Linked DNA regions of Homo sapiens: all the other regions are linked to region 2. The links are chromatin loops, found by intact Hi-C in ENCODE. Cell type or tissue: ascending aorta. All regions are shown on one strand. Each heading gives the region's core, and the rest is flanking DNA. Links, peaks and the distances in the headings are about the cores only. Region 1 has its middle 240 kb from the start of PLXNA4-AS2. Region 2 overlaps LOC101928782 (a long non-coding RNA gene). Region 3 has its middle 220 kb from the start of PLXNA4-AS2.

Region 1 (10,551 bases), core at 1,515-9,514, 73 kb before region 2:
CACACCACACTGAAACAGTCAATCCCCAAGTCTATGGTTTTCATTGCTTGGTTTCCTTCAAATCCATCTCCTTTCCTCCATCCCCACCGACAACCTTAGCCCAAGTGTGTCCCATGCCACAGCCACACAGGACTGCTGGTGTTTCCTCAGAGCATGTGCAAGCTCCCTTTCACTTCATGTCATCACAGATGCTATTGCAACTGCCTCCAGAGTCCCCTTCCTCCTCTCTTCATCAGCTTGATAACTCTTCCTGGTCCTTCGAGTTTAGCTAAAGGGTCTGATTCTGCAGAAAGTCTTTCCTAACTTCCCATACTAACTCTTCTTTTACCCTGCTTCCTTCACTACCCTCTTGGATATTGTTATCAGATTCCTTATCCCATGATCCTGCAATATCCTCTGTCTCTGTGCATCTTCTGCACTATACTGTGAGTAACTCTAAGGCAGGGACCATTCCTCTGACTCAAACTGGAAGCCCAGTGCCTAGCATAGAGGAGGTACTTGCTGTAAGTGTGTTGAATGACTGAAGTGTTCTAACCTTCGCTTGCCCTGAGGGTCGGCAGATTTCAAACAATCCCTTCCTCAGCACACACGGCTTATTTTTAGCATTAGTGGTTTATCTCCCAGCGAAATTTGGTGCCAGCTGTGGTCACCTGTTTGATTGCTCTCTGAGCTCTGCCTTTAACTAGAAATTAATTTGGATTACTTAAGCTTTCCTTGCCCAGCGGAGAAACACCGGCTGGGTAAATCCAAAGCTGCTGGCAATTTTTCCTTTTCTGTTTAATCTCCTTCTCTCATGCACTAACTCTAATTTTGTGCTTTCTGGCTTTCTCCCCGCTCAGTGCCCATTTTTAATCTGCCACATCTGATCCTTCCCAGATGTTAACTCACCTCAGATCTTTCACCTTCTCATCTGTTCATTCACTTCAGGGAAACTGAGGCTAGCCTTGCCAAGGGACCCAGCCACATCACTCAGGAAGTCTGGGGCAGCTCTGACAATGGGAACCAGAAATAAGAAATCCTAAACCCCAGTCTGTTGCCCTCTCAGCCAGATGTTTAGGAGAGTCAGGAATTTTAAAGGCCAACTCTTTGCCCAGAAGTTCTGACCATCGGCAATGCAGGCACGGAACATGGCAGGGCAGATGGGAATGGGCACAGAACATGGCCCCTACCAAACTCTCTTTTTGGCAAGACTATGTCCATTCCTACCTGGGGTCCCCTACTAGCCTCTGCCTGATCAGGGACTGCTTTCACTCTCCAGCTGGCCAGAGAAGACTGTGTTGTGCCAAGCTGTCTGAGAGCCAAAACAGAATTCATTCTAGTCATGAATGCCTACTTCTCTCCCACCTCCCCACCACATCAGCCTTCTGTCCTGCTGTCTTGGCAACAGACTGTCCACACCCTACACTGTCTCCAAAACAAGACTGGCTAGTCTCTATTGAGAAAGGGAGGGCTGGAGTGGGGACACCTATTGATCCCACAGACAACTGAGAGCTGGAACTTTAAGAAAACCAGAGACAAAATGTCTGGTGAGTTCTCAGGGCACTGGACAGGGCAGCTGGGCCTTTATGAGGAACCACTGATTTCTCTAAAGACAGCGTTAAGATAGTTAATTAAATATCAGCAATTTTCTTATCATTGTGAACCTGAATCTGCTATATTTTAAATTTCTACCCGTTGGCTTTAATTTGGTAGAATGTTAACCCATCTTAATTTGGATGCTATAATCCCTAAGTGCATCTAAGAAAGCATTTTTAAAAAATCATCTACTTCAGACGGTTGACTTATCTTGGACTTTTGTGGAGCTGTGCTTGCCTTATCTGTGCACCATATATGTCTTCAAATCTGGATAGAAACTGTCTCCTTCTTGATTTGTATTCTTTGTTCTAACCTCTTGAAATTTTTTAAATAACTGTTTTTTGTTTTTGTTTTTGTTTGAGAAAGTCTCATTCCATCACCCAGGCTGGAGCGCAGTGGTGCAATCTCAGCTCACTGCAACTTCCACCCACCAGGTTCAAGCGATTCTTGAGCCTTAGCCTCCTGAGTAGCTGGAATTACAGGTGCGCCACCACAACTGACTAATTTTTGTATTTTTTGTAGAGATGGGGTTTCACCATGTTGGCCAGGCTGATCTCGAACTCCTGACCTCAAGTGATCTGCCCACCTTGGCCTCCCAAAGTACTAGGATTACGGGCGTGAGCCACCATGCCAGCCCTTTTTTTTTTTTTAAATAATGAAAGCAATATGTGTTCACTATAGAAATTTGGGGCTGAATGCGGTGGCTCACACCCATAATCCCAACACTTTGGCAGGCCGAGGCAGGAGGATTGCTTGAGCCCAGGAATTTGAGACTAGCTTAGATACCAAAGCAAGACCCTGCCTCTACCAAAAAAAAAAACAAAAATTTAAAAACTAGCCAGGCATGGTGGTACATGCGTGTAGTCTCAGCTGAGAGGGATGGGGCAGGGGGAATCACTTGACCCCAGGAGTTCAAGGCTGAAGTGAGCTATGATCAAACCACTGCACTCCAGCCTAAGGGACCAAGTGAGAGTCTGTCAAAGAAAGAAAGAGAGAGGGAGGAAGGGAGGGAAGGGGAGGGAAGGGAAAATGGAGTAAAAAGGGTCTCTCATTGCTGCCTGATATGAGAGTCTCCACGGTTGTGTACAAACCCAACTATAAGGTAAGGTTCTAATTAATCCCCACCCCAACTTCCAAAGCTTCAAGGATACCAGATAAACCCCTCCAGCAAACTATGCCAGAAGGAGTAAAAGCTAAGTGATAAAAATGCTACCATAAATCTTCTTAAAGTGCCCTTCTGCCATGGGCTCCCCATATTCCTGCTCCCCATCCCTTTTCTAGCTCCTGCATTTAACTCTTCTGGAATTTTTTTTTAAGGTATTTCTACTGACCTAGTAGATAAGTGGACCCAGATGGGGATAAAAATTGGTGGCCTTGATTTGGCAATACCTATCAAATGTTTAAAACCTTCATATCTTTTGACTCCAAATCAATACTCTCAGGAATTTGCCCAAAAGAAGTAATCAACCATGAATATGAATATGTACCTGCCAGTATTATTTAAAATAATTTAAAAATTTAAAACAACTTAAATATGTATAAATGTTGATCTTAAGTAAAGTATGCTCTGCCAATACATTGAATTGAAAGTAATGTAGAAGATATACAAGAAAAGATTAATATAATTTACTGTATAAAAATACAAAAAAAAAATTATGGCAAAAAATAGCATTTACAAAATCAAGACAAATGAGTAAAATATTTGCAACATATATGACAGGCAAACTAATTTATTTGATATAAAAAGAGCTCTTTAAAATCAATAAGAAAAAATCTAATAAGTATTGGCCAATAACCAAGATGCTCAATCTTACACAATTAAAGAAATGTAAACTATGTTAGTAGCTACATTCCATTTTTCATCTATAATAAAGGCAAATTAGTATCCAATTATGACCAGAATTTAGAGAAAAATTTGTTCTCTTCATTTTTTGGTAGAAATATAATTTGATGCACTCTCTTTAAAAGATAAGTTGATAATCTACCAAAATGTGAAATTCTTAAATATTTCTACTATAGGAATGTATCCTCGTACACATATTTACACAGGTGGATTAAAATATATACATAGGATATTTACAGCAGTGTTGTTTATAATATCAAAAACCTGGAACAAAATAACTTAAATAAATTATGGCACACCCACACAATGGAATACTATGCTGTTATTAGGCAGAATGAGCTATCTGTATATATACTGATAGAGAAGGCATCATTCAACATATATGAATACATATGATTGATAAATAAAAGACAAAGTTAAAGAATATTTAAGTGTAAATAATTGCATCTGCAATACACACACACACACACACACATCTTTTTCCACATAAGCATAGAAAACTTCTTAGAGGATATGAAAGAAATATGAATAGTGGTGACTTCCAAAGAATACAACTTAAGGGTAAGGGAGATTTTATACTTTATTTCACACCATTCTGAACTATTTGATTTTTTTCTTTCAATACAATTTTTAAAAACACTAGCATGAACCATTCATTGAGCCATTATTAATCACTGACTGTTCCAGGAATTGCTTAGATGCTGAGGTCATAGTGGTGAGCAGGAAGACACTATCTTTTCTCAAGCGGTAAATAATAACATGAAATGAAAAGACTCTTACGATAGAGGGAAGGAGACTATGGTCACAGGGAGAACTGTCTGACCTTAAAAGCTTCAGGCAGAAAGAGGCTTAGCTATTTTTTTTTTTTTTTTTTTTTGAGATGAAGTCTTGCTCTGTTGCCCAGGCTGGAGGGCAGTGGCACTATCTCAGCTCACTGCAACTTCCACCTCCTGGGTTCATGCGATTCTCCTGCCTCAGCCTCCCGAGTAGCTGGGACTACACAGGTGCACACCACCATGCCCAGCTAAATTTTGTATTTTTTATTTTTAATAGAGACAGGGTTTCACCATATTGGCCAGACTGGTCTTGAACTCCTGACCTTGTGATCTGCCCACCTTGGCCGAGGTTTAACTTTTATAAGGAGGAGTAAACAAGAACGGGTATGATGGCGTTATCAGACAGTTGAAGAAAGACTTTTTCTTTGTTGTTGCCCTATTTTCAGGAGGGATCCTGAAGTGGGGCTATTTCTCTGGGTCAAGGTTCAGTGGCCTGTGGGGAGAGGAGAAACGTAACTAAAGTTTGACCAAGACAAGTTAGCGGGTATTTTGTTCAGATTTATCTGTAGGAATCAATAGTCCAGCTGTTCATGTTGAGACCAGGGTCTGTGTCTGGGCCGTTCATAGGTAAGTGAGGGGGTTATCCATGAATCTTGGATACATGGATACTTGGATCTTGATTACACCACTGCACTCCAGCCTGGGCAATAGAGTAAGACTCCATCAGGAAAGAAAGAAGAGAAAGAAAAGAAAAGGAAGAAAGGAAGAAAGACAGAAGGAAAGACAGAAATAAAGGAGGGAGGGAGGGAAAGGAAGGAAAGAAAGGAACCGATTAGAATCCCCAAAAGCCCTAGCAACAGAGCCAGTCTACTCCTGCTACATGCCAATGCTTTCTCACAGTTCTTCCTCAAGTGCCAAGGGGCAATAGGCCAAAGTCTAAAGGCAAGGCAGGAGAACTGAGAAACATTGGGAATGTTTGTTCTTTTCAGTAAGCCATTTCCAGAACACAAAGGGAAGAGGGGACTTAGCCATTGCTGTTTCCAAGGAGGATGGGGCTCAGGAAGAATTTAACACTGTCAAGGACAATTACAGCCCTCAAAGAGCTTTAATTGGGGGAGGGGAGATTTATGAATTAAACCATCAAATAATAGAATCAATAATAAATAAAAGTTAAATAACTGCTTTAAGATGCTTTCACAGTGACTCCTGGGCCCAGAGGAGGCTGTATCAAGTCCACATTTAGCTCTGTGGTTTTGCAGTTTCAAAAATACATCTGTATCTGTCCAGGACCAGAGATCACTGTAATAGAACAGATGGCACTGAAATGGACCTGATTATGTACAAAGATGTAGGATTCATTACAGCTCAATGAGGGAAGGAAAGGATTACCCAATAAATGGTGTTAGGACAATTAACTACCAATTTGAAGAAACAGTAATTTCAAAATCTCACTTCATGTACGCACTGAAATAAATTCCAGTTGGGTGGAAGTTAAATGTTTTCTTTCGAAACATCAAAATCTCAGAAAGAAATAGAATTGGATAGTCTCCCAACCTTTAGAGGAAAAAGAACTTTAGGCCGGGCACAGTGGCTCATGCCTGTAATCCCAGCACTCTGGGAGGCCGAGATGGGCGGATCACTTGATGTCAAGAGTTTGAGACCAGCCTGGACAACATGGTGTAAACCCGTCTCCACCAAAAAACACAAAAATTAGTCGGGCATGTGGCGCCAGCCTGTAGTCCCAGCTACTCAGGAGGCTGAGGCAGGAGAATCACTTGAACCCGGGAGACAGAGGTTGCGGTGAGCCAAGATCATACCACTGTACTCCAGCCTGGGAGACAGAGGAAGACTCCATCTCAAAAAAAAAAAAAAAAAAAAGGAACTTTACAAGTTTAGAAAAAATGCAAGGCATAAAAAGAAAGAGTAAATTCTATAGGTTTGACTACAAAAAAAGTAAAATACAGAACCAAACAGCAAATAAAAAAAGTTTCTGCAAACATAACAAATAGGCACTATGTTTAATATTTAACATCTAATATATATTGCTCAGAAAAAAAGTTAGGACTCTAAAATATCAATGGGCAAAATATACCTACAAAAGAAGTGCTGTAACTAGCAAAAAAAGATTTGCGACGTTTGGTTCCCAGAGAATAAGAATGTAAATTAAAACACCAAGGTATCATTTTCCTCCATTATTAGGTTGGTGCAAAAGTAATTGCAGTTTTGCCATTACTTTTAAATGGCAAAACTGCAATTACTTTTGCACCAACCTAATACATTGCCATAAACTTAAAAATAACACCTCTGGGGCTTCTGTTTCTGCTTAGGATGTAGAAAGCCACAGGTAAAGGCCGGGCATGGTGGCTCATGTCTGTAACCCCAGCACTATGGGAGGCTGAGGCAGGTGGATCACTGGAGGTCAGGAGTTCAAGACCAGCCTGGCCAACATGGTGAAACCCTATCTCTACTAAAAATACAAAATTAGCTGGGCATGGTGGCACGCACCTGTAGTCCCAGCTACTGGGGAGGCTGAGGCAGGGTAATCACTTGAATCCAGGAGGCAGAAGTTGCAGTGAGTCAAGATTACACCACTGCACTCCAGCCTGGGCAATAGAGCAAGACTCCATCAGGAAAGAAAGAAGAGAAAGAAAAGAAAAGGAAGAAAGACAGAAAGACAGAAGGAAAGACAGAAGTAAAGGAGGGAGGGAGGGAAAGGAAGGAAGGAAAGGAACCGATTAGAATCCCCAAAAGCCCTAGCAACAGAGCCAGTCTACTCCTGCTACATGCCAATGCTTTCTCACAGTTCTTCCTCAAGTGCAAAGGGGCAATAGGCCAAAGTCTAAAGGCAAGGCAGGAGAACTGAGAAAATCATCTTGGGGTACAGAGGACCTTCCCCAAGTGAGAGACAGTGGTTTGCCAAAGGCTGGGTACAGGAAAGGAGAGCTGAGAAAAATCCCTTAAGGGACATAAGTGCAGCACAGTGGCCTTCCTAAGACTGAAACCAGGGCCCAAGGGTGGAGAGAGGTCTCCCAAGTTGCAAAAACCCAGGAGCAGGACCCCAAACCCAAGCTGGCAGTTGTCTGCAAAGCGGAAAGAAAGAAAACCCTCCCATGGTTCAGAAAGCCGGCAACAGGGCTACAAAGTATCAAAAGGATTTTTGTTTTGTTTTTTTAAGTCTCACTAATGCTCAGATCCCAAGACCTGATGAAAGGATAGTCCTGATACCATTCTCAAAACATTCGAAGCCAGTGGTGAATTGGATCAAACTGGATCAAACCTTGCTCAAATATAACCTTTCATTGACTCAGATTCTTTTTTTTTTTTTTTTTTTTTTTTTGAGACTGTCTTGCTCTGTCACCCAGGCTTGAGTGCAATGGTGGGATCTCAGCTCACTGCAGCCTCTGCCTTCCAGGTAGCTGGGATTACAGGCACATGCCACCATGCCCAGCTAATTTTTGTATTTTCAGTAGAGACGGGGTTTCACCATGTTGGCCAGGCTGGTCTTGAACTCATGGCCTCAGGTGATCTGCTTGCCTCGGCCTCCAAAGTGGTAGGATTACAGATATGAGCCACAACACCTGGCATCAGTCTTTTATGCTAATAGTATGATCAAAGGGACATAACTGTTTTTGTTTGTTTGTTTGTTTGTTTGTTTGTTTGTTTTTGAGGTGGAGTCTAACTCTGTCACCCAGGCTGGAATGCAGTGGTGCGATTTCATCTCACTGCAACCCTGCAACCTCCACCTCCCAGGTTCAAGCAATTCTCTCATCTCAGCCTCCTGAGTAGCTGAGACTACAGGCATGTGCCACCACACTCAGCTAATTTTTTGTATTTTTAGTAGAGGCAGGGTTTCCTCATGTTGGACAGGCTGGTCTCTAACTTCTGACCTCAGGTGATCCACCCACCTCAGCCTCCCAAAGTGCTGGCATTACAGGCATGAGCCACCACTCCTGGCCAACATAACCTTTTCTGTGGGCAAACATTATTTACTTCAGACACTACTGTACTTTTACACACATTGCCCAACATAAAGAATTAAAACATCATAAGATAGCAAGAAAAAATGTGGCACATGGTCAAGAGAGGAACAGTAAATAGAGACCCAGATGTTAGCTTTATCTAGACAGCAACTATATGATAAATAGAATACATTAAATATATCAAAGAATTCACTTATATGAAGAATCTAAAAAAGTCAAACTCATATTAATATAGTAGAATGGTGGTGACCAGAGGCTGTGGTGGAAGTTGGTGAGAGTTAGGGGGATTTAAGGTGATGTTAGTCAAAAGACACAAAATTCTAGTGAGGCAGGAGGAATAAGTTTGAGATCTATTGTACAAGATGGTAACTATAGTTAATAACAGTGTACTGTATTTTTGAAAATTGTTAAGAAAGTAGATTTTAAGTGTTTTCACCGTAAGATAGGGTACGCACATGAAATAATCCATATGTTAATTAGCTTCATTTAGCCATTTCACAAATGTATACATATTTCAAAACATCATATTGTACACCATATGTATGTGTGTGTATATATACACACCATTTTTAGTTGTCCATTTTTATTTTTAAAATTTTTTTTATTTCCACAGGTTTTTTGGACACAGGTGGTATTTGGTTACATGAGTAAGTTCTCTAGTGGTGATTTGTGAAATTTTGGTGCACCCATCACCTGAGCAGTATACACTGAACCCAATTTGTAGCCTTTTATCCCTCACTCCCTTCCTACCATTTCCCTCTGAGTCCCCAAAGTCCACTATGTACGCCTTTGCATCCTCATAGCTTAGCTCCCACTTATGAGTGAGAAAATATAATGTTTGGTTTTCCATTCCTAAGTTATTTCACTTAGAATAATAGTCTCCAATCCCATCCAGGTTGCTGCAAATGCCATTAATTCATTCCTTTTTATGGCTGAGTAGTATTCCATAGTATATACATAGCACACTTTCTTTATCCACTCAATGTTTGATGGGCATTTGGGTTGGTTCCACATTTTTGCAATTGCAAATTTTGCTGCTATAAACATGCATGTGCAAGCATCTTTTTGTATAATGACTTCTTTTCCTCTGGGTAGATACCCAGTAGTGGGATTGCTGGATAAATGGTAGTTCTGCTTTTAGTTCTTTAAGGGATATCCGCACTGTTTTCCATAGTGGTTGTACTAGTTTACATTCCCACCAGCAGTGTAGAAATGTTCCCTTTTCACTGCATCCACACCAACATCTATTTTTTTTTTTTTTGTATTATGGCCATTCTTGTAGGAGTAAGGTGGTATCACATTGTGGTTTTGATTTGCATTTCCTTGATCATTAGTGATGTCGAGCATTTTTTCACATGTTTTTTGGCCATTTGCATATCTTCTAACAAAAAAGAAAACTACAGACTAATATCCCTGATGAACATAGATGCAAAAATCCTTAACAAAATACTAGCTAACCGAATCCAACAACATATCAAAAAGATAATCCACCATAATCAAGTGGGTTTCATAGCAGAGATGCAGGGATGGTTTAACGTATGCAAGTCAACAAACGTGATACACCACATAAACACAATTAAAAGTAAAAATCACATGATCATCTCAATAGATGCAGAAAAAGCATTTGACAAAATCCAGCATCGCTTTATGGTTAAAACCCTCAGCAAAATCAGCATACAAGGGACATAAGGTAATAAAAGCCATCTATGACAAACCCACAGCCAACATAATACTGAATGGGAAAAAGTTGAAAGCATTCCGTCTGAGAACTGGAACAAGACAAGGATGCCCACTCTCACCACTTCTATTCAACATAGTACTGGGAATGCTAGCCAGAGCAATCAGACAAGAATAAGAAAAGAGGAAGTCAAATTGTTGCTGTTTGCTGATGATATAATTGTACAACCAGAAAACCCTAAAGACTCCTCCAAAAAGCTCCCAGAACTGACAAATGAATTCAGCAAAGCTTCAGGATACAAAATTAATGTACACAAATCAGCAGCTCTGCTATACACCAACAGTGACCAAGCTGAGAATCGAATCAAGAACTCAAGCACTTTTACAATAGCTGCAAATAAAATAAAATACTTAGGAGTATACCTAACCAAAAAGGTGAAAGACTTCTACAAGGAAAATTACAAAACACTGCTGAAAGAAATCATAGTTGACACAAACAAATAGAAACACATCTCATGGTCATGGATGGGTGGAATCAATATTGTGAAAATGGCCATACTGCCAAGAGCAATCTACAAATTCAATGCAATTCCCATCAAAATATCATCATTCTTCACAGAACTAGGAAAAACAATCCTAAAATTCATATGGAACCAAAAAAGAGCCCACATAGCCAAAGGGGCAAGACTAAGCAAAAACA
Region 2 (10,551 bases), core at 1,411-9,410:
ATCACAGGACAAGGCAAGAATTTCTTCTCTCTGCTCCACAATGTCTGAGGGCTCAGCTGGAAAGAGTCAAAGGCTGAGATGACTCAGTGACTACGTACTGGAATCATCTAAAAACCTGTTCACTGACACACCTGGCTGTTGGCTGGGGCATCACCTGGGCCTGTTGGCCACAACACCTCCACATGGCCTCCCCATGTGACTGCTTGGGCTTCCTCACAACATGGTGGCTGGATTCCAAGAACAAGTGTCCCAACAGAGCCAAGTGGAAAATGTATTGCCATTTATTTATTTATTTATTTATTTATTTATTTATTGAGACAGAGTTTTGCTCTTGTTGCCCAGGCCGGAGTGCAATGGCGTGATCTCAGCTCACAGCAACTTCCGCCTCCCAGGTTCAAGTGATTCTCCTGTCTCAGTCTCCTGAGTGGCTGGGATTACAGGCATGTGCCACCATGCCCAGCTAATTCTGTATTTTTAGTAGAGACGGGGTTTCTCCAGGTTGGTCAGGCTGGTCTTGAACTCCCAACCTCAGGTGATCCACCCGCCTCAGCCTCCCGAAGCGTTGGGATTACAGGTGTGAGCCATCATGCTCGGCCTAATGTATTGCCTTTTATGACCTAGCCTCTGAAGTCCCATAGCATCACTTCAACTATAACTGCACATCCACTCAGATTCATGGGGAAGAAATACAGGTCCTACCTCTAGATGGAAAGTCCCACTGTAAGAATAACATGTGGGATGGAAGATATTGTTGCAGTCATTTTTGGAAAATTCAATCTGCCATCAGGTCTGAGTCATTAGATGAATGAACAAGCTGGCAAGTTAGAATTTTGAACCAGGAATGGAACTTGGCAGATGTTATCCCCCTCTATTCCTGGTCATCTCTGGCTCCAGATTCCCACTGAGATCAGCACAAGTTGTACCCATATCAGGAAATCTAACCAAGGCAATGTTCAAACCACGAAGTCTTCTAAGGAAAGAGAGACAGACTGCCCTTTCCTCCCACTCCTGATCTCCCTGCCTCCTTGGAGACCTAAGCTTGTCTGGGTATTTATGTCTCCCTATTTTCCAGAATGATTCCCGCCTCCTATTCTATGGGGACTGTTCCCCAGGGTCTGCAGCTTTGAGGTGTTTGTAGCACACCCTGCTACTTGGGAACTTACTGCAAATGCAGAATCTCCACCCCACCCTAGACCTGCAGAACTTGCATTTGAACAAGATCCCAAAGTACTTCTTATGCTTATTAAAGTTGCTGCAGCTCCAGAATAGGGGAAAGAACTTGATTTGAAAGCTGTCACTGGGCTTCAATTCTAATTCTAGCTTTGCCCACTTAATAGCTGGACAAAACCACGCAAGTTATTTAACCTCTCTGGGCCTCGGTTTCCATAATATGTAAATTAGGTATGATGATAGCTGTCTCAGTGTATGTGTATGTGTGTTTGAGAGAGAGACAGACAGAAATAGAGAGAGACAGAGAGAGAGAGAGTGATTGTTCCTCCCAAGGCAGAGAACCAATACATTTCAACTCTAAAGGCCAAGCACCACTGTCAGCCCCACCTTGAAGGGTGGAGACCTCTCCCACAGCCTCTTCCTGCTGTGGGGTCCATCAGGAGGCTGCGGCGGTCGGTGAAAATGGTGAGCAGCTAGCGCTGCAGTGAGACAGCAAGGCAAACCTTTCCTCTGGAGCGGCTGAAGCGGGAGGCTCAGGGAGTCCTCCTCCCAGGAGACAGCTGTCTCTCTGAAAGGCAAGGGGGTCTTAGGAAGCCTGCTCTCCTTTGGAGATGTTATTTATTTTTTCTAATAGAGACTGTTTATCACCCACTTACAGGAGTTTTGACTGGGGCTTTTTGTCACCCCTTAGACTCTGGAAATTAGGTCAATCCCCTCCAGAATTTACTTGAGCTGGGAAACTTTACTTGCAGTGGCAGCAAAGGGGCCCCGCCAGCGGGCTTAGGGAGGATTCACAGAACGACGGTCCTTGTGCCCAGGGCAGTCACAGTGGTCACCTCAGCTCTCCCCGCCATGACAACAGCCACTGATGCCAAGGCCCGCCAGGCTCCAGGTGTCTCTGTGGGGATGGGGGAGGGCTTTAAGTAAAAATCATACACCAGTATCATCCTGGAAAGCAGGAGGAGGACCGGGAGAAATGTTAACAGGATCGTTCAATATTCAGTCCCTCTAAGCCTTTATTCAAAATGTTCTCAAGAATGATCTCATCCTTCCCTGATGATGCAAGCTGTGAAGTAAGCTTGGGTCCTACTATATCAATACCAATAGCTGGAAGTCCTTCCTTATGTCTAACTTAAAGCCTTACTGCTCTAAGTATCTGCAACTAGCTTCTCCCAGCACCTTGAACATAATAAGTTTTCTGTAAATACATGGTGCATTGTTGCTCTGGAAGATTGTCCCCCGAGGAAGGCAGAGAAAAATCTCTTCACAGCTTTTCTGCTTTCCTGGCAGGTCTGGTTTCCTTAAGGCTAGACAGCCCAGGTGTGCTAAGGGTCTTACTAGGCCCACTGGCCTCCTCCCCACAAGAGTCCAGACAGACAATCAATGCTGAAATTTTCCTTCACAATTGGGCAAAAGCTGTGGGGACATTTGATTTTCTTTTCCCAAAGGAAACTGACATTGAGGTGCCTCGTTGAAGTAGAAATAAAAACTAGGGAAATACTGCATCACAGAGATCAGGGATTCTCTAGCAGGAAATTTGTTTCAGAAAAAGATCCGGCTGCTGATCCTCAGGGTGACCAAGCCTCGGTTTGTCTTCTGTACTGTGGCCTTTCTGCGAACGTATGTCTGTTTGTTTAGTTGCCCTGTAAAGTTCAGGCAAATCTAGGTAATTGTATAGATACTGTTCTCCAGTTATTTATTAACACATTTCAAAACATGTCTGCAGAATGTGCTGGTGCTATAGCAGGCATCTCCTCAGAGCCTAGCATCTGCAGGCAGGATTGAGTGTCCTGGGATGGGTCATCTCAGGGTCCTTGGAGCAGGGACACAGAGGTCCTCACCCAGCGTCTTCTGAATCACTGTGAGGCTGTGGGCCAAGTCTCTTTCCTAGCACAGCCACACCCTGCTGGAAATGAGAGGCAGCAGAGGAAGCTGATTAAGTGAAGTTAGGGAGCTTGGGAGCTTAGGAGCAAGGAGGAGGGGCCGACAGCAGATCAAACCTTGAAGGCAGATGCCCCAGGGAGGGAGCGGGGAAAGAGCAGGCCTCCTCCACACCACCTGGCTAATCCAGAGTCACCCAATCTGGGTAATATAGATGAGTTCTGATGATGAGATCCCCACATAACCAGATGGAGAAGCCCAGCCCCACAGCCTGGGGTTGCAACTTGCATGGCTACAAAGGCAAAAGGTTTCCCTGAAGATTTTCTCTCAGCCCGTACAGATCTGGGTCTGGCTTCAGAGTTGAAGGCAAAGATTGAGGGGTCTCTAATAGTGGGGTCCTGAGGTCCCCTGTCTCTGTGGGAAAAACATGGAGGACTTGCTAAACTTTGATCCCAGACTGTGGACTGATTATGGGCTACAATGGGAAAGGACCGAATTAACCAGCCGAAGGGGTCAGTATCTGACCTGTGGCTGACAAGGTCCCCAGATGCCTCACCAGGAACAGCCAGCCTTCACCTTCCTGGAAATTCTCCCATGCTTTCTAATCACAACTTAGCTGCTCAGTGTCTCAGTTCCTCCCGGGAGTATTATCTGTCATTTCAGCATGCCAGCACCCTGTCAAACCCATCTATTCATACAAATGTGCTAATAGGAGAGCCTTCTCTTTCTTCCAGAAGCTTCTGTCATGGGCAGAGGAGGACAGAAAAAAAGGACAGGAGGGGAAAATGGGAGAGGAGCATCCTGCAGCATTAGGGACCCACATTACAGTGATTGAGAGAACAGAGGGAATCATGGCAGACCCATGGGGGGTGGTGTTTACGACAGATGGGGTCTTGCAAGGGAACACTCTGCTCATCAATGCAGAGGCAGATAGCTAACATATCTGCAAGAGGACCAGCTCCTGGGAGCCATCCTGTGAGGTACTATGAAATCCCTGAATGTCATTTCACATGTCTGTATATTTGAGTCTGCATGTGGGGTGATGGAGGTGGAAAAAAGTTTACACTACCCACCACAAAGAATTCCTATCCAAGATGTGCCCATGGAAGTCACCAGAGACTCTCACCATCCCTCCTGGCCTGCCCCACCCTCTCCCTCCTGGGTGATTACCCCACTCTCCCTTCTCCCATTCCCCAGTCAAAATTCCAAGATCTAGGGCCTCCAACTCCATTTCCACCCATAGCTCTCCTTAGGGACTACCTTCCAGGGGCCCTGTTAGAGTGAGCTCATTTAAACAGTAAATGGAGTCACTCAGCAGCAGCTGGCAAGTGTTTTCAATGAGTTGGAAAATCAGGTTGAAGGTATCGTGAAATATGGTGCTTACAGAGAGGCCCAGACGCATGGGCTAAGTACTTTGTGATTAGGCCTGCCTTACCCATTCCTCCCTCCAGCCCCATCTCTTCACCCTCCTTCTTTCCTTCTCCAGAGTTTTTAAAGTTAAAATGTGCCTGCGTATTTTATTAATATCTTGTAAGAGAAGCTTCTTCAAGCAAACGGTTCTTTGCCTTAGGGGTCAATGTGATCTTTTTTGTACATGTGTATAGCAGGATATGTTGGGCTTGTAAATGTGTGTGAGTTTCTGAGTGTAGGTGCCGAATAAATGTTTATTGATGATGCCTACCTATGCAATCTGCATGGTGCTTGTATTTCTATTGCTTGTGCATTTGCACATCATAAACACAAACACACACACACACACACACACACACACACACACACACACAGGCTTGCTTCCAGAGCCATACATGCTCTATTTTCAGTTTCTGAGTGTCCTAAGAGGTTATATCCTGTCTAGATGGACGGACCGAGAGTACACTTGGATTTCTACCAAGATATATTCTCCTAATTCACCAGAACCCCCCGCTTCCTGCCCATCCCCTACACAGAGCATCTCACGCCATGCAGTGCAGGGAAGCACATTCCTCAAAGCTCAGCTGCCCACCTCTGAGCAGGTGCAAATCCACCCACTGCATCCTCCCATCCACCTTTCTCCCCTCTGACTTCTGCTCTCCTCCTAAATGGTCTCTTTTCCCCCTGCCTCCTCCTCCTCCGTTTCCCTTCTCCAGAGAGGCAGAGGTTAGGTGTGCTTGACCATGATTCACCAAGTGCAGACATCAAAACAGCAAAGGGATGTGGACACCATCTCCAGCCTCTCGTTTCATGGACTGGCTAAGGTTCAGGGATGCTGAAGGATTTCTCCCATGTGCCCAAGGTAGTTCACAGAAGAGCCTGCTCCAGAGCGTGTGTTTTCCCAGCCTTTCCCACAACCTGGCCCCCGGTGGAGGAAGCGGTTCCCCTCCACCGACCCCTGCCTCCCACATCAGAGGTACTGCACCCAATGAGTGCGGCCAACCAAGACCACCAGGGGATGAAATGAGTCACATCGACTGTCTCTAGGATGGAAACTTGGTAGGGATTCTGTTTCCTGTGAGCAGGAAGAACGCGAGATGAGACACAGGAGGACCGATCCTGCTGCTCTCAGGCCTCTCATATGACTTCACAGAGGACAACTTTGGCCCCTCCCCGCCCAGCTCTGGCAGGTGCATGTCAGTGGACTCTGTCCAACAGGCAGAGTCCACGGAAAGGAAGGACAAGATGATGTAAGCATGAGATCCCAGATGCTGGCCCTGGGAGGGGTTTTAGGGACCATCTCCTCATTCAGTGTCTTTGCATTACACAGAAACTGGGCACATAGAGGCTCCAGGACTGGCCAAGGCCACCGGGACCGGTCCCAGGCTTTGCACTCCCAGGGTGCTGTCCCATTTACAAACCCTCGCCGTCCATTCCTTTTTGGAGTGAGTCCTGGTGGCACTCCTATAGGAACAGCGTGTGGGGAGGCCTAGGTGTGGCCTGGCCTCAGATGAGGACACCATCCAAGTGACCCGGCCGCTGCATCCCTGCTCTTTGTGCCACACCCCAAGTCCCTTTGCTTCCCGGAGATGGAGCAGATGACAGAGGCGCACGGAGGAAGCGGGCCTGGGGACACACGGTGTGCCGAGCTCTTTCGTCCACCTGGGTCGACCTCCACAAATCTACTGCTCCGGGGTTCCCGCGCGGGTCCCCAGGCAGCCAGGAGGTGACGCGGTCGGCGAGGAAGGGGCTGCGGCCGCGCGGTTCCTTCTCCAATGACAGGCGCGCCCTCTGCTGCTAGAACTAGGAAGCGCGCGCCTGGCCCGGCTCAGAGCCCGAGCTTGGAACCCGCAGCCGCCCGCACCCTCCAGAGAAACCGGCTTAGAAAAGCCTGCCGCCGCGAAAGCAACCAGAGGCCCTCCCGCTTCCGGGGTGCTCTGAGGACTCAGACAGGAGGGAATAGAACCTGGGAGGAGAAGGAAGAGGAGCTACCTGAACTCTGTGAGGAAAGGGAGGGGATCCTTGCATTTGGGATTTAGGACAAAATCCTTGCATTTGGGATTTAGGCTCCTTCCCCATCCTTTGTCCTCTCCACGAAGCTCCTCTCACCCCAACCACCAAACTGTGCCCATGAAGTGAATGGCCCAATAAGGAGCCTGTGGGAGCCACAGTGTCTGGAGATTTTACTCGGCCATCTCTTGAGCCCTGGGAAAAGTTTTAAAATGTTCACTTTGGCAACTTCGAGCCTGGTTCAAAGCATGGTGTCTCCGCAGGAAGAGTACAGGACTGGGAATGAGGCCTCCTGGAATCTGGTTCCATTTCAACCACTCTTTTCCCCTGTGCTAAGTCCCGTGTCCTCTCTGTGGCTCAGTTTCCTGACCTATTTATTACATGGGCCTCTCATGTCCCGGAAAATTCACTGAGGTACCAGGTATGCTACAGCACTAGCAAGCCGTCGTGCCACTGCCCTGCTCTGGCTGGGTTGTCTTTTCCTGGAAATGGGCAGTGGTAAGAGGAGGGTGGAGACAGAGCCTCCGGCCATCTCCCCTGCTCCTCGCCCCTGCTGGGACTCCCACTGCGCAGTGTTTCCCTCTTACCTCTGGACAATCCCACAGACTCCTTCCTCCAGGCAAGGCATCCCCAAGGAAGTGCAAATAAAAATGCTGTTGGTGGTGGAGGCAACATATTCAGTGAAAATCCACCAAGGTTACTGGCTGAGGCTGGAGCAGGATGGGGGTGAGGGGAATACTGCTCGAGGAAGGCAGGAGGGACCAGGGAAGAGGTCCTTGGACAGCACCAGCCGGAGGGTCCTCGCATGGGGCCTTGGAGGCGGCAGGGAAAGGAAGCTTCTCTCTGATTTTAGAATGTCCGTGGAGACAGCCTTGAGTTGCTTTCCATGTCAGATCACAAGCATAGGCTTTGGGAAGAACTGGTGAACAACTATAAGGTGGCATTCTCCTTGTGCCTAGGACAGCTACTGACCCCCTCAGCCTCACTGACCTCATCCAGAAATTGCAGATGTAAAACCTACCCCAATGCAAGTAAATTCCTTCACCCAGTAAGCAGCATAGTAGTGCACAAAATTATTGTTGTTATTATTATCATGATCATCGTGGTCCTATCAGGCCTAACCCTCTCATTTTCTGCATGATGTTCCCTTACTTGAATTTCTGTTTCCTCATCAACAAAAGTCATGTTTGCCCCTCCTTAGTTCTGGGGGTTGTGGTGGGGAGGAGGAAAAAGGCATCCCAGGTGCATCAGCAGAGGAATGTCCCTGAAGGACCCGAAATGCTATTATTGAAGGCTAAATGTTCCGTGGCTAAAAGCTGCTATAGCGATCTTTGCATCCACTTGATTTGAATGGGCACATTACTGTAATGTCCCAGTGCTGCAGTCAACACGGGGAAGGTTGAGCTATTTGTAACAAGATGCATGAGCAGCATAAAGATCAAATGGTGGAAGAGAGCACGTCTGGCTCACTTGAGAAAACAGGGCTAGTGGCTTTGAATATGGCTGGAATCCATCCATGGCCGCCTGCCTCAGAAACCGCTGCCTGGGGCTTGCTGTAGGGAGGACTGGAAAGACAGGAGCAGGTGGAGAAAGAAGGCAAATATGAGGAGGAGAGAGACATAGACAAACCACTGGACACCGTGAGAGAGAATCCAGTCACAATTCCAGCTCCAGGGGCATTATGGATGCTGAGAGTCCCGTCCTCCACCTGCAGCTCTGAGAATACCACCTACCATCCAGCAAGCTTTCTCCAAACCCTCATATCTGGACTGAGCTCCTCATTCTTTGGTGTCAAGCTGTTCAGGTGAGCAGCTCTAGCCTATTTCTCCCCCTGTTCTCCTGTCCACAGGGACAGAGCATGCTACAGCCGCAGGTCTCCAAGGCTCCATTTGGAACAGAGGTGGGGGCGCGATTGATGCCCTGGAAGGACTAGGGAGGTGGCAGGAGAAGGCTGGACAAAAACACTTGCAGACCCTGATCAATACACCCTCCAGGCCAGCGCTGCCTTTTAAGTCATCTCCATTGCCCCCCATCAGCTCCTCCCCAGAACTTCATTTGAAACTAATATTGGGAAGGGCCTGGGAGGAATGTCATTTGGCTGAAATCAAACCCCCCATGGGATGACCAAACACTCATCCTCCTTTTTCTTTTCCTTCCAAACCCTGGGAAAAGCTCTGGGTCTTGGTTTTGTTATCTGCAGATTAAGAGTAGGAGTCCAGGCTCTCTAAGGACCCTACTCACTTCTACCTGGCAACCTGCATAACTCACGCCCTCTCCTGACATCACATGTGGCACGGACTCACACTCACGCTCAGCGTTCACTCCTATTTCTCAGCCTCATCTCCACACGTGGTGTCCCTTTGCCCTCCCCACTAGCAAGGCCGGTGCCTTTCAGCACTGACATTCTGATGGCTGCTTCCGCCCTCCCCACCCTCCCTCTTATCACAGGAGGCGTTCCTCCCAGCTCCCCCTCACCGCATTGGCTGCCTCATGCCACTCTTTTTTATTATTATGGCAAAATATTCATAACTTATTTTTTATCATTTTAACCATTTGTCAGCATACTATTTGGTGACATTAAGTGCATTCACAATATTGCGTAACCATCACCACTGTCTCATCATCCCCAGTGCAAACTCTGTACCCATCCCCAGATAACCTCTAATCTACTTTGTCTCTATGAATTTCACTAATTTAGGTTTCTCATATAAATTGAATATGCAGTATTTGTCCTTCTGTGTCTGGTGTATTTTGCCTAGTACAATGTTTTCAAAAAGTCTGTCCATGCTGTAGCATATATAAAAATTCCCTTTCTTTTGATGACTAAGTAATATTTCATTGTATGGATATACCACAGTTTACTTATCCATTCATCCATCAATGGATACATGGGTTGCTTCTACCTTTTTGCTATTGTGAATAATGCTGCTGTGAACATTGATGTGCAAACATCCCTGCCTTCAATTTTTTTTCAGGATCTACCTAGCAGTAGGATTGCCAGATCCTACGGTAATTTTGTGTTTATATATTTGAAGAGCTGCCAAACTATTCGCAGAGGTTGCACCATTTTGTATTCCCACCAGCATTGTATGGCGGTTCCAATTTCTCCACATCTTCACTAACACTTGTTATCTTCTGTTTCTTGATTATAGCCCCCCTAGTAAGTGTAAAATGGCTTCATTTCTTCTTAACTTCCCTCAGCACTCAAGATCTTTGTACTTGTGTCTGTCAGCCCTAATCTTACAGCACACTAGGCACAAATAACCCAGTTGAAGGCTGAAGGCTCCTTAAGGCCAGTTTCTACTGTCCACAGGCCACCAGGCAGGGCCCAAGGGCGGCGTGTCAGTGGGAATAGCCAGTGTCTCCATGAGCCAGTTTTGGTCACCGTTGTCTGCCTTAGACTGCAAGGTCCTGAGCCCAGCTGTCAGTCCATCTCCTTGGCAGAACCTGGAATGCCCAATAACTTAAGAGTGGTGTTTGAGGAATAGGGAGAAAATTAAATGTAAGACGATTTTTTTTAAGTTGGAGGACACTGAGACTAAAAGGACAGGACCCAAAGAGTGAAATGGGAGAGGAGAAAGATTGAAGGAGAGAACTAATCCCAGAATCCAATCTCCAGTGAGGCAGATTCTGCAAGCTCCTTGGCAGTGCCTGATTCTGATGCCTCATGGATCTGATCTGGGAAATTGAAGAGATGGTGTAGCCCAACTCCACACCTCCTTCACTACAAATCAGCTGCAGGGGGCTGAGGGGCACAGCTTCCCCTGGGGCTCTGCTGGGCTCCGAGGAGCCTGGGTGCCCCCAAGAATTGCAGCTGGGGCCCCAGCAGGCTGTCCAGCCATTGTCAAGACAGCTGTAGCTCTGGGCATTGCCAAGGGAGCTTCTCATTGCCAGGCCCTGGAGGGCTGCAGGCTGCCCCAGGAGAGGGGCCCTTGGGGACTTGGCCACAATGGAACCTGTGTGGTCCTGTTAACCAGTCAGTGGCTTTGTCCTTGCTTCTTCATGTCCAGACAGCCATGGGAAAAGCAAAAGAGATGCCCAGAAGCTCACTAACAAGGTGGGATAAGGGAGATGAATGGA
Region 3 (10,551 bases), core at 979-8,978, 90 kb before region 2:
CTTTAGATTGCAGACAACAGAATCCACTACAGCTTGTTTAAGCCAAAAAAAAAAAAAAAAGGCTTAATTAAATGATCTTGGATGGCCATTTGGTTTGGCTGTGTCCCCACTCAAATCTCATCTTGAATTACAGTTCCCATAATTCCCATGTGTCATGGGAGGGACCTGGTGGAAGGAAGGTAGAAGCTACTTGAATCATGAGGGCAGTTTCCTCCATGCTATTCTCGTGATAGTGAATAAGTTCTCATGAGATCTGATGGCTTTACAAGGGGCTTTCCCCTTCACTCAGCTCTCATTTCTTCTCCTTTCTGCCGCACTGTGAAGGAAAACATTGTATGTATGTACATTGGTAGTATGTTTCCTGAGGCCTCTGTAGCCAGGTTGAACTGTGAGTCAATTAAATCTCTTTCCTTTATAAATTACACAGTCTCAGGTATTTCCTTATAGTAGTGAGAGAACAGACTAATAAAGACGGCCTATAAAAATTCTGGGAAGGCCAGAGAAGTAGGCTGGAACAACATTGTCAGGGATGTTTTGATTAGAAAAATACTTCAATACATGACAGGATTGTTCTCATAGAAACACCAAAGTTGCTGCTTAGAAACCAAGACTCTTTGGCCTGGACACCAGAAATTTGAGTTCTGCTGCCACAGAAGAACTGGATAACTTTCTTCCCTACCATTTTGTAATGCCTCCTTTATCAAATATCAAAGACCCACATATGCTTGGATCTGTATTTGGACCCTCTATTATGTTCTATGGATCTAATTGTTTATTCCTACAGCAATACTACATTGATTTAATTATTATGGCTTAATAATATGCCTTTATATTCAGGAAAGCAAATCTATCTTCTTTTTCAGAATTATTTTGATGGTACATTTATATGAATTTTAGAATCAATTTGTCAAGTATGAAAATTGTGTGGCAATTTTTACTATATTGAGATTGAATTTATAACCTAATTTTGGGAGAATTAATGTATTTATAATAAGATCTTGCCATCCACAAATATGGTCTAACCCTCTAGTTATTCAATTCTTATTACATTACTTAAACTCTTGTACTTACTTTATTCTAATTATTCACAGGTAACATTTAGGGATTTTTTGGCTATTGTTAACACATCTCTTTTAATTTAAGCTTTCTAATATGGTTAATACTGATGTGTGGAGTGTTATAAGTCTAGATATGTTGATCTTCTAACTCACAAAACTAAATTTTAAAAATATTGATAGCTTTTCCACAAGTCATTTTTTAATTGAAAATCAAGTATTGTACAAATAATAATTGCATCTTTAGCTTTCTTATATATTTTTGTGTTCAATTGCATTTGTTAGAACCTTAAGCACAATGTTGACATGTGGCATGATTGATAGTGGGCATTCTTGTCTTTCTTCCTTTAAGTGAATGTTTTCAATATTCTATAATTAATTATAATATTTGCTATAAGTAATAGATGGCCATTATTAGGTTGAGGGCTTATTCTTAATTTGCTAAAAGATTTTTTTAATTATGACTGAGTATTGAGTTTTATCCAACCATTTTTCTGCATCTATTGAGATAATACATTTTTTTCTCACAATGTTTCTAAAGAAAATAGACTATCACAGCCAGAATGGAATAATAGAATATTAGATTTTTAGCAATGGAAGAATCCTGAAATATCATCCAGTGTTCTTAATGGGACACCATTGGCATTTGGAGCTAGGAAGAGTATTGTTTACCCCACATAGTATAGCAGGGCTAGCAAGCCCGGCTGCCACTCACTAAAAACCAGATGCACCCTTTAAGTCATCTGGAAATCAAGATGCTCCCATGTATTTACAAAGGTCCCCAGGAGGTGCCACCATGTCACTTTGACATCCCAAGGATCCAAAGACAGTCTAGAAACCTGCAGGGGCTTGTCCTAAACCTGGGAATTACTAAATCTTTCCTTTAGACTTTCACAAAAGAGTTTTTATGATGCTACCCTGCTGTGAAATCTTCACTCCCACACTTCTCATCTTTGTTGAAGGGTTAAGGTATTCTGATTCGTTCTCATTTTCTTTTGTTCCTGCCCTAGGCAATCCTGCTGAGGATCTCTATTTTCCCTCATCGTAAACAATCTGTCTCTTCTCCCCATCCCTGCTTGCTGTTCTCTGGAGAATGGTGCCTGACATGACACCAGACAGCCCACCAGGAGTCTTCTTGAATCCATGGATCTTAGTAGAGAAGCGGGTGTTCAAACCAGCCTGGCTGGGGAAGTAGACCCAGTCATTCTCTCAGCAATGAGGACTGGCTAGAGACAGCCTGAGTCCAACATGGACTTCTTTTGGTTCCTAAAGGAGGAACATTTGAATCACAGAAGCAAGCAACTGGAAGACAGGTTAGAAATCATTATTCCAACACTTCCTCAATATAAAATCTGGCATGACAATTTCCTAAGTTTCAACTAATTTTTTATGGTCATGAAATAAACAAGAATTGTCAATGAAGAAGAGAGAAAAAATAAGGTTCATAAACCCCTTAAAAATTTACCTTGATGGACAGCATGGTATAAAAGATACTCTTCTCCTGCCACCTACTAGCTGTGTGACCTGGTACAAGTGGCCTAGCTTCCCTGAGCCTCATTCTACTCCTTTCTAAAATGAAGATGAGGAAAACCATGTGGTGAGGACAAAAACAATGTGCATATAGCAAGTACTCAATAAATGCTAGCTAGCGTTATTTTTCCTGGGAACTCAAGATCGCATAGACAGCTCCTGTGTCTGCCATTTCTAGCCAGAGCTTTAGCACAGACCAATCCTAGCAAGGATTACATTCCAGAATAAATCAAATTAGAACTTCAGTTAACAAAAGTCTTGCCTGGTCAGTAAGGCAGAAGGGAAAGCTATCATCAGTTTCTTTATTGAAGACCTCGCAGGAGAGACTGCAGGAAATGTAATCCATCCATACATTCATTCATTCCAGCAAGGGAATGGAAGCAAGAAGAGCTCTTGCATGTTAAAACCATGCCCTATCCCAAGGACATGGACAGGAAAGTCAGCAAAGAAGAAATATAGCTGGCCTGTTAACAAATTTAAAATTAGCAATTTTAAATTTATTAAAATTATTAGCAATGTAAAATTTGCAAATAAAAATGTCATTTTTCCACCTAAGAATGAGTCAATGATTTTTAAAATGAGAGTTCTCAGTGTTTGTGAGGGTGTGGGAAATGATCACTCTCAAGATTGGAGGTGAGAATTCAAATTGATGAAACCCTGTGGCTGGGCAGGAAAAGTGGGTGCAGTGGGGAGGGGATGGTACAGCAGGGTCTGCCTGGCCCTCAGTGCCTCTGAACTGGCTCCACCCAGGTCTGTCTGCTCTGCCCCAAACAAATCCTCTTGACCCAGAAAAAAATGTGCATTTGCATTGACCTCACGGCCTCATTTCTAGAGATTTATCCTTGAAAGTAACAATGGGGTATGCAAAACATATAGCTATAATGATGTTCTTCACAGCTCTGTTTGTACTATTTAAACACTGGCAGCCACCTAAATGACAGCAATGGGCACTTGGCTGAGGTGGCCACACAGCACGGAATCTCAGGGGCTCCAGAGCCAGAAACAGCAGGGTCAGTTTCAAATTCCAGCTCCTCTATTCACTGTCTATGTGACCTTGAGCAAAACATTGCCTCCAAACCTGTTTTCTTACCTATAGAAAGTGGATGATAATAACAGTATTTACCTCATAGAAATGTGGCTAGGAATAAATTAGATGATGTGTGTAAAATGTAGCCCATAGGAAGTGTTTTATAAGTGTTTTCTATTATTAAATAAATTATGCTATAATCATGATGAAATTCATTGCAAACATAAAAAGGATGCTGTAGAAAACTAATGACAATGGAAAATGTTTATGGATATTGTTATGTGCAAGGAGGTTATATTACTGCAGGATATCCATTTTTGCTAAAAAATATATTTTTCAGAGGGGAAAAAAGGTGAAATAATTTTTACATCAAAATGCTAACCATAGTTATTTCTGACTGATGGAGTTATAGGGGATTTTTGTTTTATTATTTGGGTTTTTCTATATTTGCCAATTTTTCCTTAAAAGTAGGGAGGTGGAAAGAGAGTGCCATCAATAACATGACTTTCGTTGCTGTCTAGGTTAATTATAATTGTTCATGATAAATATGCAACAATAATTGTTTTTATTTATAAAGATGCTGTAGAAAATGGAGATGGAGAATGGTGTCCTACAAAATTCCCAGCAAAGTGTCCCTGCCTCATCCCCTTCATGGAAGGAAATAGCCTAAGAAACCCCCCATTCCAAAGGACAGCAGGTTCCCCACCCTGTGAGACATCCTGAGGGACCTCACCTGAGTCTGTGGGTACCACTTACAGTGTGAACGTAGGCAAAGGAAAGAGAGTACAAGGGACTGGGGGCCAGGGAGGAAGTGGCTCTCAGTGGTCTCCTTTCTTTACATGTCCCATTCCACCTTCCTTCCCCTGGACCTTGTCTTCCTCTTTGGCTGCTGCTGTTTTTTGTCCAACTTGCCCAGGGTCCACCATTTCCCCACTGTGTAAAGTTTTGATGTGTGTCTCTTGACTATTGGATCTCCCCGGGCAGAGCAAAGAGACTAGAATTCCCCCTGGAGGCATCTTGGCCCCAGTTTACCATAAAGGAAGGTCCCAGGCAGGACAAGCAATTTGCTAGCCAGGTCCCCTTCCAAGTCAGGCCAGACCAGTCTTAGAGAGGAGTTAAAAAAAAAAAAAAAAAAAGGCAAAAAGAGGAGTGGAGGCACATCCTTTCCCTTGGGCAAAGGAAAAAGAAGATGGGTCTGGGGACCCCTGAAATGAAGTCAAGTGGCCTTCTTTCCTTTCACTAGATCCACCCTCTCATCCCCCAAGGAAATAACATTTTTCATGAGCACAGAGAGGTGGGGGCCACCCACACATAAATGGCATGCAGAAGTAGTTTTCAGGGTTTGGTTGTTTTAGTCCAGAGGCCATGGGGGGGCAAAGAGTTCTCATCATTTCCATGGACCCCATCATTGTTACTTAGCATTTATATTGCATGGCTACAACCACAGAGTGCCTTCCAATCACATTTAAAAACTATTTGTGGAGCCAGCTACCTGCAATTATTCCTCAGCCTATTCCTGGGTATTTGCATACTCCAGGATGGCTTTGTGAGGAAGATTTTCTAGGTGATTAACCCCTGACTCAATGATGTTCCTAAAGAACTGTGATTTAGGTTGATGCTAAGAGATTAATAGGAAGCCTCTCTCCCCTGTCTATAAAACAAAAAATAGTGATATTTCCTGACTTGCCAAAATCACAAGACTACAGGTAATAAATGAATGAGATTATCTGGGAAAGACTTGAAAACCTCCTAAAAAGAGGTATTTGAAAGCACAGAGAGGTTTTAGGCCCAATTCCATCGGATTGCAAAGCAGTGCTCTTGTAGATGCACCGTACTACCTTGGGAAAAAAAGTGGTTTCCAGATTGAGCCTGCTGACAGGTCCTAGGGGACTCCAGCTGGCATGACTGCATTGCAGCCACAGCCTTGACTTTTTCAGCTTTGAATACTTTGAAAGGACAAAATGTCCTTTCCTGTTCCATCTCTACTCGAGACTGTTGACTCCCACTCGCTCAATCCTTGTCATTTCTCGGTTTCAGGGAAAAGAGTCACAAGGGATGCTGTTTGTGAATAAAAGTGGGAAACAGAAAAGATACTCAGAAGAGCTACATGGGGGCCAGAGGCAGCCCTTCCCTGGTGTCAGGAGCCTGTCGCTCTTCCCTCCCTGGCCCCACCTGCTTTCCAGCATTGGCTGGAATGTGAAGCAGATAGTAAGCACCCCACTTATAAAAGACCCTTTCCTCTCAGTGGGAGATGTATCTTTTGTTCCCAAAAGCTTAGAGCGTAAAGCATTTTGGACTCATTCAGGACTCTGAATGGCGCTACCTGGGGCAACTCAGGAGTGAGTCATAAGCTGTGTTTTACTAATTGAGTTAGGACCTGTCAGTCATCAGTTATGCCAGAAATACACTGTGAGCTGGATGAAGCTTCCCAGGAAAATAATGGGCTATGCAAAGTGGATGCAGGGCATTGAGACAGAAGAGAGAAAGGTGCAGGCAGAGTGGCAGGTGCATATGTGGCCTCCAGGGAGGCAGACACAACCACCCATTGCCACAAGGCACTCTCTTGCTCTCGCTCGCTCGCTCTCTCTCTCCTTGCACCAGATTTTTCAGAAATCAGGCCAAAGCTATTTTAAACATTGTGATTACGGTAAAAGAATGAGCATGGTCAATGCACCTGGGAGTGGGTGCAGGACGGGTGGATGGGTAGAGACCCATGCTGGGCAATTTTGATTCAAGGTGCTGAGAAATATGATGGCAGAGCAAGCTCCCATCCCTCAGGGCCCCCATAACAGATTTGCTGTTGCCAGAGAGGAATTTCCCATCATCCTCCCCTCCTCTTGTCAATGGCTGGCACTGTCTGTGCTAGAAGGCAGGCTGACAAGGTTAAGGGGAGAGAAGATCTGATATGCTATCATACTTCCCAGGTCCATTACAGGCAGGCTTGCGTGGAGTGGGCCCATGGCTTTCCTCTGCTTCCCTTTCCAAATAACCCCCCAGTGTGCCTCAGACAGTTCTGCCAATCAGAGACAGAGATAAGAAGCTGACTCCGAGTCCTCTTCCCAGAGCCTAAGCTTCAAAGGCAATTATTTATGGGAGCTCTTGGGTGTCTGTCAAACTCCAGTCTAGGGCTTGCAGTAGAACCACATGGAAGCTGCCACTGCAGCATGGAATGCACTCTGCAGAGCCAGGTGGGGTTGGGGTAGCTCTTACACATACCCTCTGCGCCATGTCAGTCACGTCATTCCCATCATTGACAAGGCATGGCCATTAAAAGGGTCATGTCCTTTGCTGAAACTGCTGTGTGTGAGTCTGTGGATGGGGGGGCTCTTGATCTCCTCGAGCTAAAGGGTCCACACTGCCACTCCCACCCCAGATCATCAGGACCAGGGCTACTCAATGTGTGTATCAGAGCCCATTTGCAAATTGCCTGTTACTGGTCCACAGCGAGGTCAGTGATGAAATTAAGGGTAAGCATTTTGAAACTTGTATAGTAATCTGACAGGGCAATCAAATGTGTTTATCCTAATAATAAAAAAGGGGCTTTGCATGCTTATATTTTTATTTCCCCACAAATATATTCTAAAGAATACATTTTTAACAAAAATACGTATTTTATTAAAATATTCTATAACACATAAACAGATATTTTATTTTAAAACTCATTCAACAACAAATTGTAAAAGAAAAATTCTTGTGGGCATTTAGTGCTATAAATTTCCCTCTACACACTGCTTTGAATGTGTCCCAGAGATTCTGGTATGTTGTGTCTTTGTTCTCGTTGGTTTCAAAGAACATCTTTATTTCTGCCTTTATTTCGTTATGTACCCAGTAGTCATTCTGGAGCAGGTTGTTCAGTTTCCATGTAGTTGAGCAGTTTTGAGTGAGTTTCTTAATCCTGAGTTCTAGTTTGATTGCACTGTGGTCTGAGAGACAGTTTGTTATAATTTCTGTTCTTTTACATTTGCTGAGGAGAGCTTTACTTCAAACAATGTGGTCAATTTTGGAATAGGTGTGGTGTGGTGCTGAAAAAAATGTATATTCTGTTGATTCGGGGTGGAGAGTTCTATAGATGTCTATTAGGTCCACTTGGTGCAGAGCTGAGTTCAATTCCTGGGTATCCTTGTTAACTTTCTGTCTCGTTGATCTATCTAATGTTGACAGTGGGGTGTTAAAGTCTCCCATTATTATTGTGTGGGAGTCTAAGTCTCTTTGTAGGTCACTCAGGACTTGCTTTATGAATCTGGGTGCTCCTGTATTGGGTGCATATATATTTAGGATAGTTAGCTCTTCTTGTTGAATTGGTCCCTTTACCATTATGTAATGGCCTTCTTTGTCTCTTTTGATCTTTGTTGGTTTAAAGTCTGTTTTATCAGAGACTAGGATTGCAACCCCTGCCTTTTTTTGTTTTCCTCCCTCAATAGATGCAGAAAAGGCCTTTGACAAAATTCAACAACCCTTCATGCTAAAAGCTCTCAATAAATTAGGTATTGATGGGACTTATCTCAAAATAATAAGAGCTACCTATGACAAACCCACAGCCAATATACTGAATGGGCAAAAACTGGAAGCATTCCCTTTGAAAACTGGCACAAGACAGGGATGCCCTCTCTCACCACTCCTATTCAACATAGTGTTGGAAATTCTGGCCAGGGCAATTAGGCAGGAGAAGGAAATAAAGGGTATTCAATCAGGAAAAGAAGAAGTCAAATTGTCCCTGTTTGCAGATGACATGATTGTATATCTAGAAAACCCCATTGTCTCAGCCCAAAATCTCCTTAAGCTGATAAGCAACTTCAGCAAAGTCTCAGGATACAAAATCGATGTACAAAAATCACAAGCATTCTTATACACCAATAACAGACAAACAGAGAGCCAAATCATGAGTGAACTCCCATTCACAATAGCTTCAAAGAGAATAAAATACCTAGGAATCCAACTTACAAGGGATGTGAAGGACCTCTTCAAGGAGAACTACAAACCACTGCTCAATGAAATAAAAGAGGATACAAAGAAATGGAAGAACATTCCATGCTCATGGGTAGGAATAATCAATATCGTGAAAATGGCCATACTGCCCAAGGTAATTTATAGATTCAATGCCATCCCCATCAAGCTACCAATGACTTTCTTCACAGAATTGGAAAAAACTACTTTAAAGTTCTATGGAACCAAAAAAGAGCCCGCATCACCAAGTCAATCCTAAGCCAGAAGAACAAAGCTGGAGGCATCATGCTACCTGACTTCAAACTATGCTACAAGGCTACAGTAACCAAAACAGCATGGCACTGGTACCAAAACAGAGATACAGATCAATGGAACAGAACAGAACAGAGTCCTCAGAAATAACACCGCATATCTACAACTATCTGATCTTTGACAAAACTGACAAAAACAAGAAATGGGGAAAGGATTCCCTATTTAATAAATGGTGCTGGGAAAACTGGCTAGCCATATGTAGAAAGCTGAAACTGGATCCCTTCCTTACACTTTATACAAAAATTAATTCAAGATGGATTAAAGACTTACATGTTAGACCTAAAACCATAAAAACCCTAGAAGAAAACCTAGGCAATACCATTCAGGACATAGGCATGGGCAAGGACTTCATGTCTAAAACACCAAAAACAATGGCAACAAAAGCCAAAATTGACAAATGGAATCTAATTAAACTAAAGAGATTCTGCACAGCAAAAGAAACTACCATCAGAGTGAACAGGCAACCTACAGAATGGGAGAAAATTTTTGCAATCTACTCATCTGACAAAGGGCTAATATCCAGAATCTACAATGAACTCAAACAAATTTACAAGAAAAAAACAAACAACCCCATCAAAAAGTGGGCAAAGGACATGAACAGACACTTCTCAAAAGAAGGCATTTATGCAGCCAAAAAACACATGAAAAAATGCTCTTCATCACAGGCCATCAGAGAAATGCAAATCAAAACCACAATGAGATACCATCTCACACCAGTTAGAATGGCAATCATTAAAAAGTCAGGAAACAACAGGTGCTGGAGAGGATGTGGAGAAATAGGAACACTTTTACACTGTTGGTGGGACTGTAAACTAGTTCAACCATTGTGAAAGTCAGTGTGGCTATTCCTCAGGGATCTAGAACTAGAAATACCATTTGACCCAGCCATCCCATTACTGGGTATATACCCAAAGGACTATAAATCATGCTGCTATAAAGACACATGCACACATATGTTTATTGTGGCACTATTCACAATAGCAAAGACTTGGAACCAACCCAAATGCCCAACAATGATAGACTGGATTAAGAAAATGTGGCACATATATACGATGGAATACTATGCAGCCATAAAAAATGATGAGTTCATGTCCTTTGTAGGGACATGGATGAAATTGGAAATCATCATTCTCAGTAAACTATCAGAAGGACAAAAAACCAAACACCACATATTCTCACTCATAGGTAGGAATTGAACAATGAGAACACATGGACACAGGAAGGGGAACATCACACTCTGGGGACTGTTGTGGGGTGGGGGGAGGGGGGAGGGATAGCTTTAGGAGATATACCTAATGCTAATTGATGAGTTAATGGGTGCAGCACACCAGCATGGCACATGTATACATATGTAACTAACCTGCACATTGTGCACATGTACCCTAAAACTTAAAGTATAATAGTAATAAAAAAAAAAGAAAAGAAAAACTCTGTCCCATCATCCAAGAGAGTTTGAGAAGCACAGATCTAGTTGCAATCCACTGCTCCAAGAATTGGCATCTAAGACACCAGGCTGTGGACTAGCTGTTTTTTTTCATAGGCATTCTGAGAAACAGCAAGAATAAGAGGCAGGGAGAGAGAGAAAGAGAGAGACAGTAGAAGAGGGAAAGGAGAAAGAGCGAGGCAGGCTGATGGACAGAGAAAAAGTACCTCCTTCCGGTATAGCCTCTTTCACCTGAAACT

Evidence for each region. Hi-C counts contacts between places; a loop is a spot of excess contacts. Peaks named below come from ENCODE experiments on the same cell type or tissue, not always from the same donor. Only the 100,000 strongest peaks of a DNase experiment are listed, where the experiment ranks them.
Region 1: a loop joins it to region 2, with 2.5 times the contacts of the local background. A loop is called at or near these places in 2 of 110 quality-filtered maps.
Region 3: it touches region 2 in a loop (2.7-fold over the local background); 22 of 110 quality-filtered maps call a loop at or near these places.

Annotation. Positions count from the first base shown.
Region 1 is chr7:132,014,474-132,025,024 of GRCh38, reverse strand. No RefSeq gene overlaps it. Among named protein-coding and RNA genes, the nearest start is that of PLXNA4-AS2, 240 kb to the left of the region's middle. In ascending aorta, for the core only: no CTCF peak of the experiment used is centred there; a DNase peak (open chromatin) is centred at 5,112; H3K27ac peaks cover 1,428 bases.
Region 2 is chr7:131,941,256-131,951,806 of GRCh38, reverse strand. It overlaps LOC101928782 (a long non-coding RNA gene), which reads right to left. Exons shown (of 6, transcript NR_110836.1): 6 at 2,854-3,076. Among named protein-coding and RNA genes, the nearest start is that of PLXNA4-AS2, 310 kb to the left of the region's middle. RefSeq lists a silencer at 6,244-6,303. In ascending aorta, for the core only: a CTCF peak has its summit at 6,270 (motif pointing left); DNase peaks (open chromatin) are centred at 3,046 and 6,216; H3K4me3 peaks cover 826 bases; H3K27ac peaks cover 2,652 bases.
Region 3 is chr7:132,031,153-132,041,703 of GRCh38, reverse strand. No RefSeq gene overlaps it. Among named protein-coding and RNA genes, the nearest start is that of PLXNA4-AS2, 220 kb to the left of the region's middle. In ascending aorta, for the core only: no CTCF peak of the experiment used is centred there; a DNase peak (open chromatin) is centred at 5,503; H3K27ac peaks cover 689 bases.